2 separate regions of the Homo sapiens genome follow, and region 1 is linked to region 2. Evidence: read pairs that join two places in POLR2A ChIA-PET (ENCODE). Cell type or tissue: PC-3. All regions are shown on one strand.

Evidence for each region. ChIA-PET counts read pairs that join two places held together with the same protein. Peaks named below come from ENCODE experiments on the same cell type or tissue, not always from the same donor. Only the 100,000 strongest peaks of a DNase experiment are listed, where the experiment ranks them.
Region 1: POLR2A ChIA-PET joins it to region 2 with 17 read pairs; 2 of 35 experiments call an interaction of 5 or more read pairs at or near these places.

The regions. Positions count from the first base shown.
Region 1 is chr20:51,115,207-51,123,206 of GRCh38, forward strand. It overlaps LOC105372661 (a long non-coding RNA gene), which reads left to right and starts at 2,184. Exons shown (of 4, transcript XR_007067649.1): 1 at 2,184-2,272. It overlaps LOC105372662 (a long non-coding RNA gene), which reads right to left. Exons shown (of 3, transcript XR_001754668.2): 2 at 7,420-7,573; 3 at 4,436-4,728. RefSeq lists enhancers at 3,747-4,582, 5,764-6,269. In PC-3, no CTCF peak of the experiment used is centred here; DNase peaks (open chromatin) are centred at 6,835 and 7,125; H3K27ac peaks cover 857 bases.
Region 2 is chr20:51,672,158-51,680,157 of GRCh38, forward strand. ATP9A (ATPase phospholipid transporting 9A (putative)) reads right to left here. Exons shown (of 28, transcript NM_006045.3): 10 at 3,975-4,051; 11 at 1,996-2,156. Among named protein-coding and RNA genes, the nearest start is that of ATP9A, 92 kb to the right of the region's middle. In PC-3, no CTCF peak of the experiment used is centred here; no DNase peak of the experiment used is centred here.

The sequences.
Region 1 (8,000 bases), 560 kb before region 2:
GAAGTCTCAGGTTGGCCAGGTGTGGTGGGTCACACCTGTAATCCCAGCACTTTGGGAGGCTGAGGTGGAGGATCACTTGAGCCCAGGAGTTAGAGACCAGTCAGGGCACATGGTAAAACCCCATCTCTACAAAAAATACAAAAATTAGGCTGGGCACGGTGGCTCATGCCTGTAATCTCAGTACTTTGGGAGGCTGAGGTGGGCAGATCACTTGAGGTCAGGAGTTCGAGACCAGCCTGACCAACATGGTGAAACCCCGTCTCTACTAAAAGTACAAAACTTAGCTGGGCATGGTGGTGGGCACCTGTAATCCCAGCTACTCGGGAGGCTGAGGCAGGAAAATCACTTGAACCCAGGAGGCAGAGGTTGCAGTGAGCTGAGATTGTGTTCACTGTACTCCAGCCTGGGCAACAGAGTGAGACTCCATCTCAAAAACAAAACAAAACAAAAAAAACAAACAAAAAGTAGCCAAGCATGGTGACATGTGCCTGTAGCCCCAGCTACTTGGGAGGCTGAGGTAGGAGGATCACTTAAGCCTGGGAGGTCAAGGTTGCAGTGAGCCATGATTGTGCCACTGCACTCCAGCCTGGGCAACAGAGTGAGACCCTGTCTCATAAACAAACAAACAAATAAAGCTCCGGTTGCCTGGAATAATCTTGTACAATATGGAGCCCTCAACTGGCGGGATGAATCCTATGTAGGCTTCATAAGGTTGGAGAGGGCTTTGGGGAAGTGACCCAGTGCAGGCGCCCTGGGTTAGGAGTCTGAAACGCTCAGGCTCTCATTTCCACTCTCAGCTTACTGGACCTGGGGTCTTGGGCAGGCCACTCTGCTCTTTGAGCCTCAGCTTCCCCCTCTGTGAACAGGGTTGTCCGGATTTGCCTTACCCAGTTCACAAACATGCCTTGAAGGGTCATTGTCACTGTTTAGCAGTTACAAATCCCAAGAGTGTCTAGACTTTTCTCCTCTCTGAGAGCTGCTGAGTGAGGGTGAATGGGTGTTTTTCAAAGGCTGTCACATTGGTGGTATGCTGGAGGGGCCCCAAGACCACCCTCAGGATTTACGGTTCAGTAGGAAGCCTCACCAGGCCTCAGCATACGGTCATCCTCCTGGCTGTGACTTATGATGAAAAGATAACAACTGAAATCAGCAAAGGAAGAGGCTCATAGGTGAAGGCGGAAACCAGGCACAAGCTTCCAAGAGTCTCTCCCACTGCATCACACAGGATACCTAATTCCCCCGTCAATGAGTTGTGACCGCACTTGTGAGATGTTGTCCACCAGGGAAGCTCACTAGAGACTTGGGGCCTGGGATTTTTATTGGAGGCAGATCATGTGGCAACCTCAGCCTGGCAGGTACCAAAATTCCAGACTCCCAGAAGGAGCTCAGGTGTTCATCACAAACACTATTCTTTGTATAGGTATTTTAGGCACAGAAGCCACTCTTACCAGTTAACGGTGGGTAGGACCCTCATGAAATCTGAGTTCCCAGACTCTAGCCAAGGGTCAACCTCATAGGGACTTTTTCTTGCCTTCCAAAGGATGGTGGCCGGGTTTGCTGTGTTAACTCTGTTTGGCACAGGTGGTGCATGTAATGGTCGTCTCTCATTTTTTTTCTGACATTTGGGTATTCAACCTCCCTTCCCATGCCTGGGGAATCTCCCATATTTTGAGACAAAAATCTACCTCTCATGATAGAAGCTGAAAATGTCACTCGTTTTCCCAGCCAGCTTTGCAGCTAGAGGACAGTCACATGATCCCAGTCCTGCCAATCAGATGAAGCACTCAGATTTTGAATTAGAAGCTAGTAACATAAAGAAGGTGGAGCCTGGGCAACATGGCAAAACCCTGTCTCTATAGAAAACACAACGATTAGCCCAAGTGATGGCTCACGCCTGTAGTCCCAGCTACTTGGGAAGCTGAGGTGGGAGGATTCATTGAGCACAGGAGATCCAGGCTGCAGTGAGCCATGATTACATCACTGCACTCCAGCCTGGGCTACAAATCAAGACAATTGTCTCAAAAAAAAAAAAAAAAAAAAAAAAAGAAGTTGGGAGCACACTTGTAGTGAGGGGTTGCAGCAGCTACATTCTGTTTCTAGGGGTGGTGGCAATGGCAGCAGTTCTGCTGTCAGAGGCTGGTGAGCAGTCCTGATGGTGGTGGTGACACCTGTGCCCAGCACGAGCTTCCAGGAACCTTCCCTGGGCCAGTTCTGCAAGATGCTTTGAGCCCCACCCCTGAGTCTCTGGCCCTCCGGGAGTCTCGGAGTCTCGGTGAGCTCCCTGTTCACTTCTTTACAGCCTCTTGTCTTTCCTTAAGTCAGACAGGCTTGGGCTTTGTTTCATTTTGTTTGGGTTTAGGTTTTGTTTGGTTTTGTTAGGAAGATAATTTTAAGATATACTCATACATGATGTTAAACAAAATTGAGTCACGGGGTGAAATGGTCCTTTTTTCATTCTCTCTCAGACTTTCTTCTTATTTAGGAGAAAGTCTCTGTTTGCTTCTAGAGTCCTTAACTCCTTTAAGCCATTTCTAGCACTTGCAAATTTCCATTTTAAACAAAGACAGAGCACGCCTGAGGCTAGGATGCTATCTAGCTAGAATTTGATAACATGGATATTGCAGAATGTTTATTTCATGGTTACTTTGTATTTATGGCAAGTATTACATAGCAATGGTACAATGTTTCCCTTTAAAATAAGATCATTTAAGAAAAAGTCCTAATCCGATTCCTGACCCTGAAGTAAATAACAGCACAATAGTGTAAGGATAAGGCAGTATCAGGAACATGGTTCTTGAATGAGAGAAGTGGGGGGAATGATGTGGCTGGAACTCACATTTGGGGTCTGCAAAAAGTGGTAGCAGATTCTCAGAAAGAGTAGACAAGCTCCCTGAAAGCTGAGGGCTGTGCTGGGGAGCTGGGAACCCCTCAACCCCAGCATGGGAAGATATGGTGGCTGCCCCCTCCACCCCAGCATTGTATCCATAGCATGTGGACAAGAGAAACCCCCCAGGGCTGTCCCAACTTGGCTGCAGCTGGAAGGGATGGTGAACATTGTCCAGCCAGCCCTTCTCATTGCAGAGATCCCGCTGGGGAGGATCTGGGTTTCAGGACCAGCCTCAGGCCTTGCAGTGAATCTGGGCAAGGTCAGACCATGAGCTGGTGGGTAGGGGTTCTGGATCCTCCCCTCAAGCTGCACTGAATGGCCCCCTGCTTTGCTTAGGTCAGTGCCTTCTCACTCACTCTCCAAGCTGCAGCCACACTGACTCCTCCCTGTCCCTTCAGCTTAGCAAACACCCTCCTGCCCTAGGGACTCAGCCCTTGCTCTTCTCCTCCTGCCTGGAAGGTTCTCCCCACCCACCTCCCACCACTGCCTGGCTGCCTGGCTCCCTCTAGGCACCCGCTCAGGGAAGCCTTCCCTGACAGCCTTGGCCAGGCCACCCTCACTGGTTGGCACATACCACCTTGGTTCACTTTCTTCACAGCACTTCTCCTCTGCGGCTTGATGTTTAAGATTCACTGAGTGTCCGTTGTCTCCCAGTGGAATGTGAGCTCCCTGAGGGCAGGGACAGAGCAGCTATACAATCTGTGGGACCCAGCGCAGGATGAAAATCAGGGTCCTTGTCTAAAAACAGTTAAGAGTTTCCAGACAGCCACAGCAGAGCCTTAAAGCAAGCTCGGGCCCTCTTGAGGCCCGGCTGCTGTGCTTCTGCACGTCCCTACGGCCTGGCAACTGGCCCAGGCCAGGGACTTTGTCTTGCTGACCACTGTCCCCTGAACATCGGGGACACAGCCTGATGCATAGTGGGCCCTCAATGAATATTTGTTGACTGAATGAATCAATGAATGAATGAACTGATGGCTTCAGTTGCTACTTCATCTGCAAACCAGAAACAAAATACATGCATCTAACCATTGATGACTGAGATCAAGTTACCCATTAAGGTTGAAAGAGAGAGTCAGACGCCTAGGAGGGCCCTGCTGGGCTGGCTGTAAGAGCAGCTCTAAGGGCCTCAGGAGCCTTTGGGGCAAGGCCGTGACCAGTGGGGTTCTGCTGTACCATATCACCCGCGCAGCTTGTGTGCAGCACAGAGTGAAGGAGGTGCCAGAACAGAAGCAGGACCGGGAGCCAGGAGGCCTCCCCAGTGGTCTAATAAGCACAGTGGTGGCAGAGGAGGATGAGAGAGATGGGATGCGCTGATCCATGCTGGGAGGATCACGCCCAAATTGCACACATGCAGTGGGGGGAGATTGAAAGACTTCAGTGATGTTTTATGTCTCTAGGGTGATACCTTGTGGTGTAGGTTCCAATCATCTGGGTCTCAGAATCTGTCCTGGTGTTGTCACATGTGCACATGCTCCATGTTCCAGCCCTTCCCCTAGTCCTTTGGGACAGAGGAGATGGTTTATGCCGAGAGCACTGCATACCCCCATAAAAGTTAAGTGTATTTATATATAATAGGCAGGCCTAGAGAGCCCGCACTGGGATAGTTATGAGAAGAAATGTAGCCTTTGGAAGAAGCCTCTTAGAACCACTGACATGGAGCCACGGACTTCTACTGGAGGAAGACTTGCCCTCTCTGGAACCCAGCAGGTCACAGTCCAAGCTTGCGGTGGCTCTGAGGGGTGAGAGGAGATGGATATTTCAGATCCAGCTGGGGTCCTCGGTCATTAGTGGCAATGTCAGGCGGTCCAGAGAGCATCTTCCCACGGCAGAGATAGCTGGTTCTTTTGGAGATTACCAACATGTGAAGTGAGGAGAAAAACAATAATACCAGGAAAGACCTTGATGGAATTTTTTATATGCCAGGCACTGTTCCAAGGCATTTACATATACTCATTTGTTTACTTCTGATAGCAACCCTGGGAGGTATGTACTAATATTATGGCTGGGAAAACTAAGGCACAGAGAAGCTAATTACTTGCCCAAGGTCATGGGCCAGAAGGCAGCAGAGCCAGAGTTGGAACTGAACATCTGACTCCAAGTCCTTGCTCTTAACCACCGCTCAAGGTCAGGGACCAAGGGCGCCACTGTCTGGTATCCTGATGGCTGTGGCAATATAAAGTTGCTGCAATGGCCAAAATGCTTGGAGGCCTTTGCAGGCAGCCTAGACCTTATTTCATCCTTGAGGATGGACACCCAGAACCAGCCTGATGGTGGGATTTGGTGTGAATGATCACATTTGATTCTCATGCCCACCCTTTACAGCAAGGGCTGTGATTGTCCCCATTTTACAGATGAGGAAACAGGCACAGAGTGGTTATGCACCTTGTCCAAAGCCCCACAGCTACTAGGCTACCAAACTAGGCTGGACTCCGGGACTGACCAAAGCTGTTGCAGTTTCTTCACGTCAGCCACTGGGCTTTTCTGTTTTTCTGAAACCTTTAGGCTGTGGGGCTGTCTTTCTATGGCCTTCAAAGCCAGAGCATCCTTGTTCCTTCACTAGGCATTGAGACCAGAGAGGTTAAACACTCTGCCTGAGGTCACACAGCTGGTGAGTGGGAAAAGGGGATTCAAAACCAGGCTGGTGCATGTCCAGACTTCATGCTTGCTTTCCTTCCATGCTTCGTTTCTAAGCAGTTTAGACTGACCATGGTTTTAAATTCTAGGGCATCTTCCTTTTTAAAATGGACTTTCTCATGGGAGGGGGAGCTAGGGACCATCTATAGCCAGCCCAAAACTTGGACTGGGGAGTCAGAGAGGTCTGGGTTCCATTTCCAGATCTGCCTCTCACCAGCAGCATGGCCACAGCTGGTCATACTCCTCTCTCAGCCCCCGTAAGATGACAATAACAGCCCCACCCCAGGATGTCAAGATGAAGGCAGATAGTAACGAGGCTGCTAGAAGAGTTCAGACTCCACAATGTGCCTGCATGTTCCATTATCTAAATCAGTAGAACATCTCTGGAAGGAAGTGAGGGAAGGCGAGGAAGAGGGGAGGGAACCATTAACATGGTGGCTATTAATAGGCCCTCATCAATCTTCAGAACATCCTTCTAAAGTACAAAGAGCACAAAAAGCAAATCTAACCCCTTTGCAGGTGGAGAACTGAGAACCTGAATGTGCAAAGGGAAAGCCTTCCAGAACAAACTGTGCTCACTCACATAGATTTCTTTGCTTCTTTGTTCTTAATCATGATCTTTTAAAATTTCTTTCCACCATTAAAAATGTCAGAATTTCAAGATGACAAAGTTCAGGACAAACCCTGGGGAGGAGTGGCTCGGCTCACTCTGCCTCCCGCTGTGTCCTCCTGGCTGGGCTCCCCAGGACTGTCTGCCAAGATCCCCGCATCCTTGAGGCGGTGTGCCCTAGCACAGAACAGTCTCTCCAGGGCTGCCAGCAGCAATCCCCCGCAGATAACACGTTCTCTTCCTGAGTCCTGGGCTCACAGAACATGTAGCCCTCATAGGCTCAGGGGTTGATTCTGGAGGACTCTGCATCTCTTTGCAGAAATGCAAAATTGAAATGTCAGCCTGGACATCTTCCCAGGGAAGTCCAGGTCTTTGCAAGGGATGGGATACCTGTTGGACAAATTTCTAGCTAATTGATTTTCTTAAGTCTAGCCTTGCTTCCTAGAAGTTTAAAATCGAGTAGGGAGGCATCCTGAGGGGGCATGTGCTGTTTGGTTTTAATATTGCTGACAAATAGTGTCATCCTAAACCCCCAGAGTCCTCTGCCTCCACCCAGGCTGTTCACCTGGGATCCCTTGGACCTCACTGATATCCAGCAACTAAAGGGTTAATGCCTAGCCCAGCAGGGGATGCTGCCCAAAGCTGGAGTCACAGTTTGTTCTGATTTAGTCAATACTGGCCTCTCCCTCATGACACCGATGGTTAAATATTCAGAACATTACTCCAGAGGCAATGTATACAGTCATGAAACAAGCCACAGTAAAAAATGCTGCAGAATGTCTGTCATAAGGGCTAGAGCAAGTGGCAATGACCCCCCCACCACCCCATCTGATGGGCAGCAAGCTGCTTCTCTGGAAGATGTCCATCCTCTTTCTCAGGCCACCTCCACACTGAGCCAGTCCTCTTCCCGTCTCACCTGGATTCTTCCCTTAGCCTCCTCTCTGGCCTCCCTGCCTCTACCCTCACCCCTGAGCCAATCCATCCTCCATACAGCAGCCAGAAAAACAAGTTTGGTCACACCAACCCTCTGCTTAAAACCACCCCATGGTTTTCTGTGCTCACGGTCAGGCTAAAGCTCCCAGTTCCCTTTAGAGCAATCTCTGCAATGTGCAGTTATACATTTGTTTGTTTTGTTTATTTTTGGTCTCCATCCCGGAATGGCAGGCCCAACAAAGACTCTCTAGTGTTTATATCCAGTGTCTAGCGCAGTGTCTGGCACACAGTAGGTGCTCAATAGATGTTTGCTTAGTCAGAGAAAGAATAAATGAATGGATGACTGAGCACTCACCGTGAGGTCTGCAAGAGCCCAGAAGGAGCGGGATGTTTCCTCGGCAGGTTATAATTTGCAGAGGCAGAGAAGAGATTGCCATTCAAGGCAAAGGAACGGTCAGGGCAAAGGCTGGGAGGTGGTGTGTAGGTGGCTTCATCTGCCCTACAGGGCTCTGTCAGCAAGAAGACAATACAGGGAAGGGACTGAGAGCGTGGGGTTCTGAGTCAAAGGCCCTGGGTTCAAGTCCTGGCTCCACTATTATTAGCTGATGACCTTGGGAATGAGGTCACCTTTGTTTGACTCAGTTTTCTCATCTTACAAATGAGACGATGATGATCTCTACCTTATAGAACTGTTTTGAGGACTAAATGAGATAACATAAGTCTGGGTGAAAAAAAAAGGCTCAATAAATGTCAGTGAGTGTGTTTGATTCTGGGAAAGAAATAACACTTGCCAAGTATTTTCTGTGCAGGGCATGTACTGAGCCGCTCATTTAATCCTTTTAGCAACCCGGTGAGGTTTACTTTCGTATTTCAGTTTGACAGATGAATGTGACATTCTCCCCTGTCATGGGTATCCCAGCACCTGGTTTATTGTGG
Region 2 (8,000 bases):
TGGGGGGGCTTATTTTTCTGGCTTATTTTGCTTAGCATAACGTTCTCAAGGTTCATCCACACTGTAAGGTGCATTAGAATTTCCTTCCTTTTGAAGGCTGAAGAGTATTCCATTGTATGTATTATACTCATTTTGAAATTTAATTTTACTGCACAAAGTAAATAGAAGTCTTCACATTAATTCATCATCCTATAAACTAATCAAACTGCTTGCCATTTTACTGGCTAGCCCTGGGACAAATGAAGAGTCGACTCACCAATTTTTAATCATGTTACATGTAGAACTTTGAAGGCTACCACGTCACTTAGATTGAATACTTGTTTTGCTAGCAGTCAAGTCACTAAAGTGGATGTATTTATCCTCTGAATCCACCATCCAGAGCATGCTGACTTGGGCACAGTCCCCCTGTCCCTGTCACACTGTTTTACACAAAACGACAATCTCTGTCCCCAGAAAAAGACAAATTCTCACCAAGATGATCTAAATATATAAAATAGCAAGACAAAATATAAGATAATATATCAAGTATAAGACAGAGTATAAGCACTAAAAGTTTCAGGGAAAAAATATGTAATTTAATATTTACTAATTATCATGGGGAAAAAGTAGAAGCAAACAGAACAATATGGGGGAAAGTAGACTGCTAACCCACATCACAGAGCAGCTCTAAAAAATGATGGGACACACATACAAGTGATGTGAAAAGTTATTCAAAACACTGCTCCAATTTTTTGTAAAGGCAGATTTTAGTAGACCAAACTCCCCTTTTTCTAAAATCAAAAGCACTCTAGAAAAAAGTATATCCCATACTATTAACAATGATTATCACTTGGTAGTGAGAGCAGAGGTGATTTATATTTTATTCTTTTGCTAATACAGGCCTTCACTTTTTTCTACTATGAAAATCTATTATTTATATCACTTTAAAAAACCAGGCCAGGTGCAGTAGCTCACGCCTGTAACCCCAGCACTTTGGGAAGCTGAGGCGGGTGGATCACTTGAGGTCAGGAGTTCCAGACCAGCCTGGCCAACATGGTGAAACCCCAACTCTACTAAAAATACAAAAATTAGCCAAGCGTGGTGGCAGGAGCCTATAATTCCAGCTACTCAGGAGGCTGAGGCAGGAGAATCACTTGAACCCAGGAGGTGGAGGCTGCAGTGAGCTGAGATCGCACCACTGCACTCCAGCCTGGGCGACAGAGCAAGACTCCATCTCAAAAATAAATAAATAAATAAATAACCATTTATTCAACCTCCAAATCAGGTAGGCAAAGGACTGGCATGTGCCACCAAGCTTTCATTGCACACCTACAGCAGACACTGCTGTCAATCACAACACCATTTCCCTTTGAGCCCAGATGCAGGCTCAAAATCCTTCTCAACACAGCAGTCCCAACAGCCACTATCAACCTTGCAGAGCTGGCTGATGACAGGAGCTCTAAATGGCATCCCTAGCATAGGGAGGCAAGGCAAGGAAAGATCTCTGATTCAAGAAAGGATGGCTTGTGGAGGAATGTGATCTTCTGGTGCTAGAGCCTCAGTGTGGTTCACACTCCTGACTGATTGCTCTTGGTCCTCACTCTACAAAGAGATCTGCTCCTTCTAAAAGCCGATGGGCGCGGTGGCTCACACCTACAATCCCAGTACCTTGGGAGGCTGAGTCAGGTAGATCACCTGAGGTCAGGAGTTCAAGACAAGCCTGGCAAACATGGTGAAACCCCATCTTTACTAAAAATACAAAAATTAGCCAGGCATGGTGGTGCATGCCTGTAATCCCAGCTACTTAGGAGGCTGAGACGGGAGAATCACTTGAACCTGGGAGGTGGAGGTTGCAGTGAGCCAAGATCGCGCCACTGCCCTCCAGCCTGGGCAACAAGAGCAAAACTCCATCTCAGAAAACAATAATAATAATAAAAGCCACAGAACCATCATCTTTGAATGAGTAAAGAGAAGAAGATGTCACGGCAGCCAAACTCAAGCTCGTCGCCTGCTTACCTAATGGGGATGATGTTGGAAAACAAGAGGAGGAAGCGGATGATCTGCAGGTACCAACGGCCTGCAAAGTGCTGAAGGGCAACCATGACCAGCGAGACCACCACCAGGGCACCAAAGAGGATCTTGGTGAGGCAGTTCACTTCCAAGTCGAACAGGCCGATCTGTGGGACGAAGCACAAACCAGGGCTTGAGATGAGCTGGTGTAACTAATCTCAAACCTAAACCAGGAGGTGGAGGCTGCAGTGAGCTGAGCCTCACTGCACTAACTCAGCCTGCCGGAGAGCTGGTCCTTCCCCTACAAACACCTCTACCCCAGGTAGGACAGTGGGATCCATCGATCCTCATATCTTTGGTCTAAGAACACTGCTTCCATGGGCTGGTGTTCATAACAGGCATCCAAGGGAACTCAAAGAATTCTGAAAACTCAAAAAAATGTTTACAACTAAAGAAGATTTACACTTGGAAATGTATCAGCGAGTTACTGCTGTGCTGGCTGGGTCGTGTGCTGAATAGCCTCCACCACCCTGCAGAGTGCCCTTGGCCTTGTAAAACAACTCAGATCCTAAACTCTCAGCACCCTACCCAACACCAACTCGGCAGTGCCTGAAAGTCTGGGGCGCACACCAGTGGTGGCACCCGATTTTTAGGTGGTGCATTAATGGACATTATTTTATTATTTATTTATTTAGAGATGGAGTCTCGCTTTGTCACCCAGGCTGGAATGCAAGGGCACAATCTTGGCTCACACCTCCTGGGTTCAAGCGATTCTCCTACCTCAGCCTCCCGATAAGCTGGGATTATGGCGCCCGCCACCACACCCAGCTAATTTTTGTATTTTTAGTAGAGACGGAGTTTCGCCATGTTGGCCAGGCTGGTCTCAATCTCCTGGCCTCAGGTGATCCACCTGCCTCGGCCTCCCAAAGTGCTGGGATTACAGGTGTGAGCCACCGTGCCCGGCCCTGGACATTATTATTTTAATAATAATACATTTATCTTCATGTCTAGTCTTTTAAAAAGTAACAAATCATATCCATAACTTCATAGAAACATGCCCCAGGATAAGGCTAAAACATTAAACAAACGATTTTATAGTTGTAATGATGGCTGTAACGTCTAATGGTGGAGCGACCATGACTGAAGTTTAGGAGACACAGCATTCCTTCCTGCTACTGACAAAAGACAATTATTCTGTAATGTTCTGACTCTTAAAAATTGGAGGAGGGGTAAGCTGTGATGGTGGGTCACGGTTTGAATCACATGGGCCTGCCCCGTCCTCACTGTGTAGCCTGGACAGGGCACGGTGCTTCCTGAAGCCGTTTCTCATGGATAAAGGAAGCATGCACTCACAGGGCTGTTATGAAGATGAAATGAGATGCACGTGAAGGGTGAAACACAAGGCGTGCAAACCGTACGTGCTCCACAGTTTAACCTAAAAGCACAAAAAATGCTGGGCGCCATGGCTCACGCCTGTAATCCCAGCACTTTGGGAGGCCGAGGAGGGAGGATCACTTGATGTCCGGAGCTTGAGACCAGCCTGGCCAACATGGTGAAACCCCATCTCTACTAAAAATACAAAAATTAGCCAGGCATGGTGGTACACGCCTATAGTCCCAGCTACTCAGGAGGTGGAGTTGGGAGGATTGCTTGAGCCCGGGAGGCAGAGGTTACAGTGAGCCAAAATCAAGCCACTGTATTCCTGCCTGAGCAACAAAGTGAGACCCTGTCTCAAAAAAAGAAAAAAAAAAAAAAGGCACAAAAAAGTCATATATCCACAAACATGTAACTACATATTTACGTACTGTATTATATATGTGTATTGTATATGTATTTATTGCATACACACACACACATATGCATAAAAAGATAAAATGTCTGTATAAATATCACTCTTAGGTGTTCCTATTTTAATATCTCGTCACTCACCCACCAGAACCAACCAGCCCACAGCCGGTCAATGTACCCCATGACCTCGTACACACCTTACTTCGGGGATTTGAGGTATTCATGACACTCCGGAGTTCTCTGCCAGTGTAAAGAACAACACCCACAACAGTACCTAAAATGGAAAAAAGAAAAAAAAAAAAAGAAAAGAAATATTAATACAGACAGGCAGGCTTGCAAATAGAAGAGTCTGATCCTCTTGAGAGACTGGGTTCTTTTTTTTTTTTGAGACAGAGTCTTGCTCTGTTGCTCATGCTGGAGTCTGGAGTGCAGTGGCACAACATGGGCTAACTGAAAGCTTCCCACCATGTTCAAGCGATTCTCCTGCCTTAGCCTCCTCAATAACTGGGATTATAGGCGTGCACCACCATGCCTGGCTAACTTTTGGGTTTGTTTTGTTTTGAGGCGGAGTTTTACTCTTGTTCCCCAGGCTGGAATGCAATGGCGTGATCTCCGCTTACTGCAACCTCTACCTCCTGGGTTCAAGCAATTATCCTGCCTCAGCCTCCGGAGTAGCTTGGATTACAGGCACCTGCCACCACACCCGGCTAATTTTTGTATTTTTAGTAGATACGGGGTTTCACCATGTAGGCCAGGCTGGTCTTGAACTCCTGATTTCAACTGATCCATCTGCCTCAGCCTCCCAGAGTGCTGGGATTACAGGCATGAGCCACCACGCCCAACCTCAATTTTTGTATTTTTAGTTGAGATGGGGTTTCACCACGTTGGCCAGGCTGGTCTTGAACTCCTGACTTCAACTGATCCATCTGCCTCGGCCTCCCAAAGTTCTGGGATTACAGGCATGAGCCACCACGCCCAGTCTCTTTTTTTTTTTTTTTTTTTTTTTTTTTTGAGAGAGGGTCTTACTCTGTTGCCCAGGCTAGAGTGCAGTGGCACAATCATATTAATAGCTCACTGCAGCCTCAACATCCTGGGCTCAAGCGATCCTCCCACTTCAGCCTCCCGAGTAGCTGGGACCACAGGCACATGCCACCATGCTTGGCTAATTTTTGTTTTTTTTGTAGAAATGAGGTCTCACTATGTTGCCCAGGCTGGTCTTGAATTCCTGGATTCAAGTGATCCTCCCACCTTGGCCTCCCAAAGTGCTTGGATTACAGGCATGAGCCACCTCGCCCAACCCAACAGCCACACTATGAGAACATCAAAGGTTTTACATTAGGGCCAAACCAATGATCTGCGGCTACACTGACCAAAAGAACAGTCACTAACCACTGAAAACCCTTTGAGTTTAAATTCAGTTAAATTAAATACAGCGCCCACCCTCCCTAGCCCTGTTTCATGGCCATATAAGCTAGTAGCTACCTCATGGAACAGAGAAGACCCAGAGCCTTCTCCTTTTACCACAAAACTTGTACTGGTGAATGCTGGTCTACGGGGCCCAGCGGCTTCTAATGGAAGGTGACTGGGGAAAGGCGTGGCTTGCCGTTTGTGCCTCTGGTCATACAGGCTTCCAGAGGTGCCTAGAACATTCCTACCTTCATTAACTATTATGGAAACTTGGAAACAGATGCTTCTTTTTAGAGCACATTCTTCCTGCTAAACCTGATCCCTTTCAGTCTAACTTGCCCATTTGGGGATGTCTGTCCCAAGGACAACTCTTTCCTAAGAACTCCCCCACCCCTTCTATCCTCCAGACACAGTAAGAAAAGGCATGAATCCTTCGAAAGTCAACAATTTACTCAAGAAATCAACATGGCCAGTGAACAAGAGGAAAATGCTCAATCTAGTAAATAATCAAAAAATGCAAAATCATTTTTATCCCAATTAGATTGGCAAAAATCCTGTGGTACACACTGCTGGCTGACGTGCACACTGGTGTGATCTATTTTGGAGAGAAATTTGGCAGTATCTGTCAAAATTTTACTTCTCTCCCCTTCTCAGTGTGTGCCAAGAAAATCAACACAGCAGGAAAGATAGACAGTAAAGAAGGAAACCAAGAAACACGGCATCACAGGGAGTGAGTGGCGCTAGGCTGAAAGTCAAGTCAAGCGGAGAAACATACAGGACTGGGTGGCAGGGCGGGGGGAAGGGGGCAGTGGGGGGCAGGCAGTTTGTACTGTCTCCATTCACATCATCTGAGCCAAAACTTGGAACACGAAGGAGCCAGCCCTGCCAAGCTCTCAGGGAAGATCCCAGGAATACAAGCAATTTGGTCTCTGCCAGAAAGAGAAAACACCTCTTTCTCTGTGCTCTCTCCCCCTCACTCTCAGGAATGCCACTGTCAGGAGATACAAAAATCCGAAGAGGCTGAAGCACATCTGCAGTAAAGAGCCCGCCCCCAAATGCACTGAAGGGACCACGTCCTGGACAAAGAGCCCTAGGAGGAGGCGCTGAAGTCCTTCAAGGGTCTAACACACTCAGCCAGGCAAACAATGTTCTCCAGCACAATGCAGTTCCCTTCCAAGGAGGCTCCCGGCAGATGGCAGGCCAGGGAGAGCTTGCGGTGGCTTCTCGGCAGATGGCAGGCTCCTGTGAACACAGGCAGCCCTCCCTTCAGGCCCCTGTCACCACAGCAGATGGCTGGACAGTGGGAACCGAGCCCGGGCTGAGCTTGGAATGACCACACGACCGCTGCATCCACTCCTATGCAGATGCAGCTCAGCCTCAATCCCCAGAGCCCAGGGTCAGAGAGGGCCCCAGTAACAAGGGGGACCCCAAAGGGAGTGCCCTCTACGTCTGGCCTGGCTAACCTCGATGCCATCAAATGCTGCTGAAAATGGCCTTTCCCATCCCATGCCTTCTTGTGCTCAGGACACAGGCTCTGCCTCCACAAGATCCAAACCCCAGCCTCATCCTCAGTGAGACCACCAACCGGAGAGGACGCACACACCGGATGCGCCTTGGCTTGGTCTGCACGGTGCCTTCAAGGTTCTGAATAACTGGCCACTTTTAAATTCAGGAGCTTGCCTATCTAAAAAAAAAAATGAGGCCGGGCACGGTGGCTCATGCCTGTAATCCCATCACTTTGGGAGGCCGAGACAGGCAGATCACCTGAGGTCAGGAGTTTGAGACCAGCCTGGCCAACATGGCGAAACCCCATCTCTACTAAAAATATAAAAATCAGCCGGGCATGGTGGCTCATGCCTGTAATCCCAGCCACTTGGGAGACTGAGGCAGGAGAACTGCTTGAACCTGGGAGGCGGAGGTTGCAGTGAGCCGAGATCACGCCACTGTACTCCAGCCTGGGTGACGGAGTGACACTCTGTCAAGAAAAACAAAATTCTAAAAAAAGAGATCTCTGGCTTTTCCTGGAAGTGTGGAAGATCTGATGACACTGAGTCCACGTTCCTCATGCTACACCCAGGGAGTGCTGAGGAACAACCACCTCTTAGACAGGCACGTGCTCTGAGCTCACCATGGTCCCCATCCACCACTATCCACTCCTTTAAATCCTCTGCCCAATTTGTAACTGTTGACCCGAAAGTATCCACCCCCAGGCCTCTGATCCCCTCCTTCCCCTGCTGTCACCTCTGCAGCCCCTCCTTGCTCTCAAGGTTCTCTTCACTCCCACCCTCTGCAGCCTGCAGGCCACGCAGCCCTTTCCATTCTCCCAGCCAGTGTCCATCTGGTTTCTCCAAAAGGCCAAGAGGTCATGGTCAGGCATTTCACGGAGTTCTAACTGACTCTCTGGAACAGTGTGGTGCTGCCTGGGGTCAGGGCTATTCTGTGACCCCTTTGTTCCTCATCCACAACAAAATAAATGCTGAACCCGAGAATCAGCGTTTGGAAATTTTTATAGCAATTAAGTATTGCTGCAATATTCGAGCATGTGATCAGAGTAGTCGTCTCATCAAATGGGGTATAGACCATGGAGGCACTATCAAACTGTTGTGGGCTGAGCACGGTGGCTCACGCCTGTATTCCCAGCACTTTGGGAGGCTGAGGCGGGTGGATCACTTGAGGTCAGAAGTTCGAGACCAGCCTGGCCAACATGGTGAAATCCCGTCTCCACTAAAAATATAAAAATTATACAGGCGTGGTGATGGGCACCTGTAATCCCAGCTACTGGGGAGGCCGACGCAGAAGAATAGCTTGAACCCAGG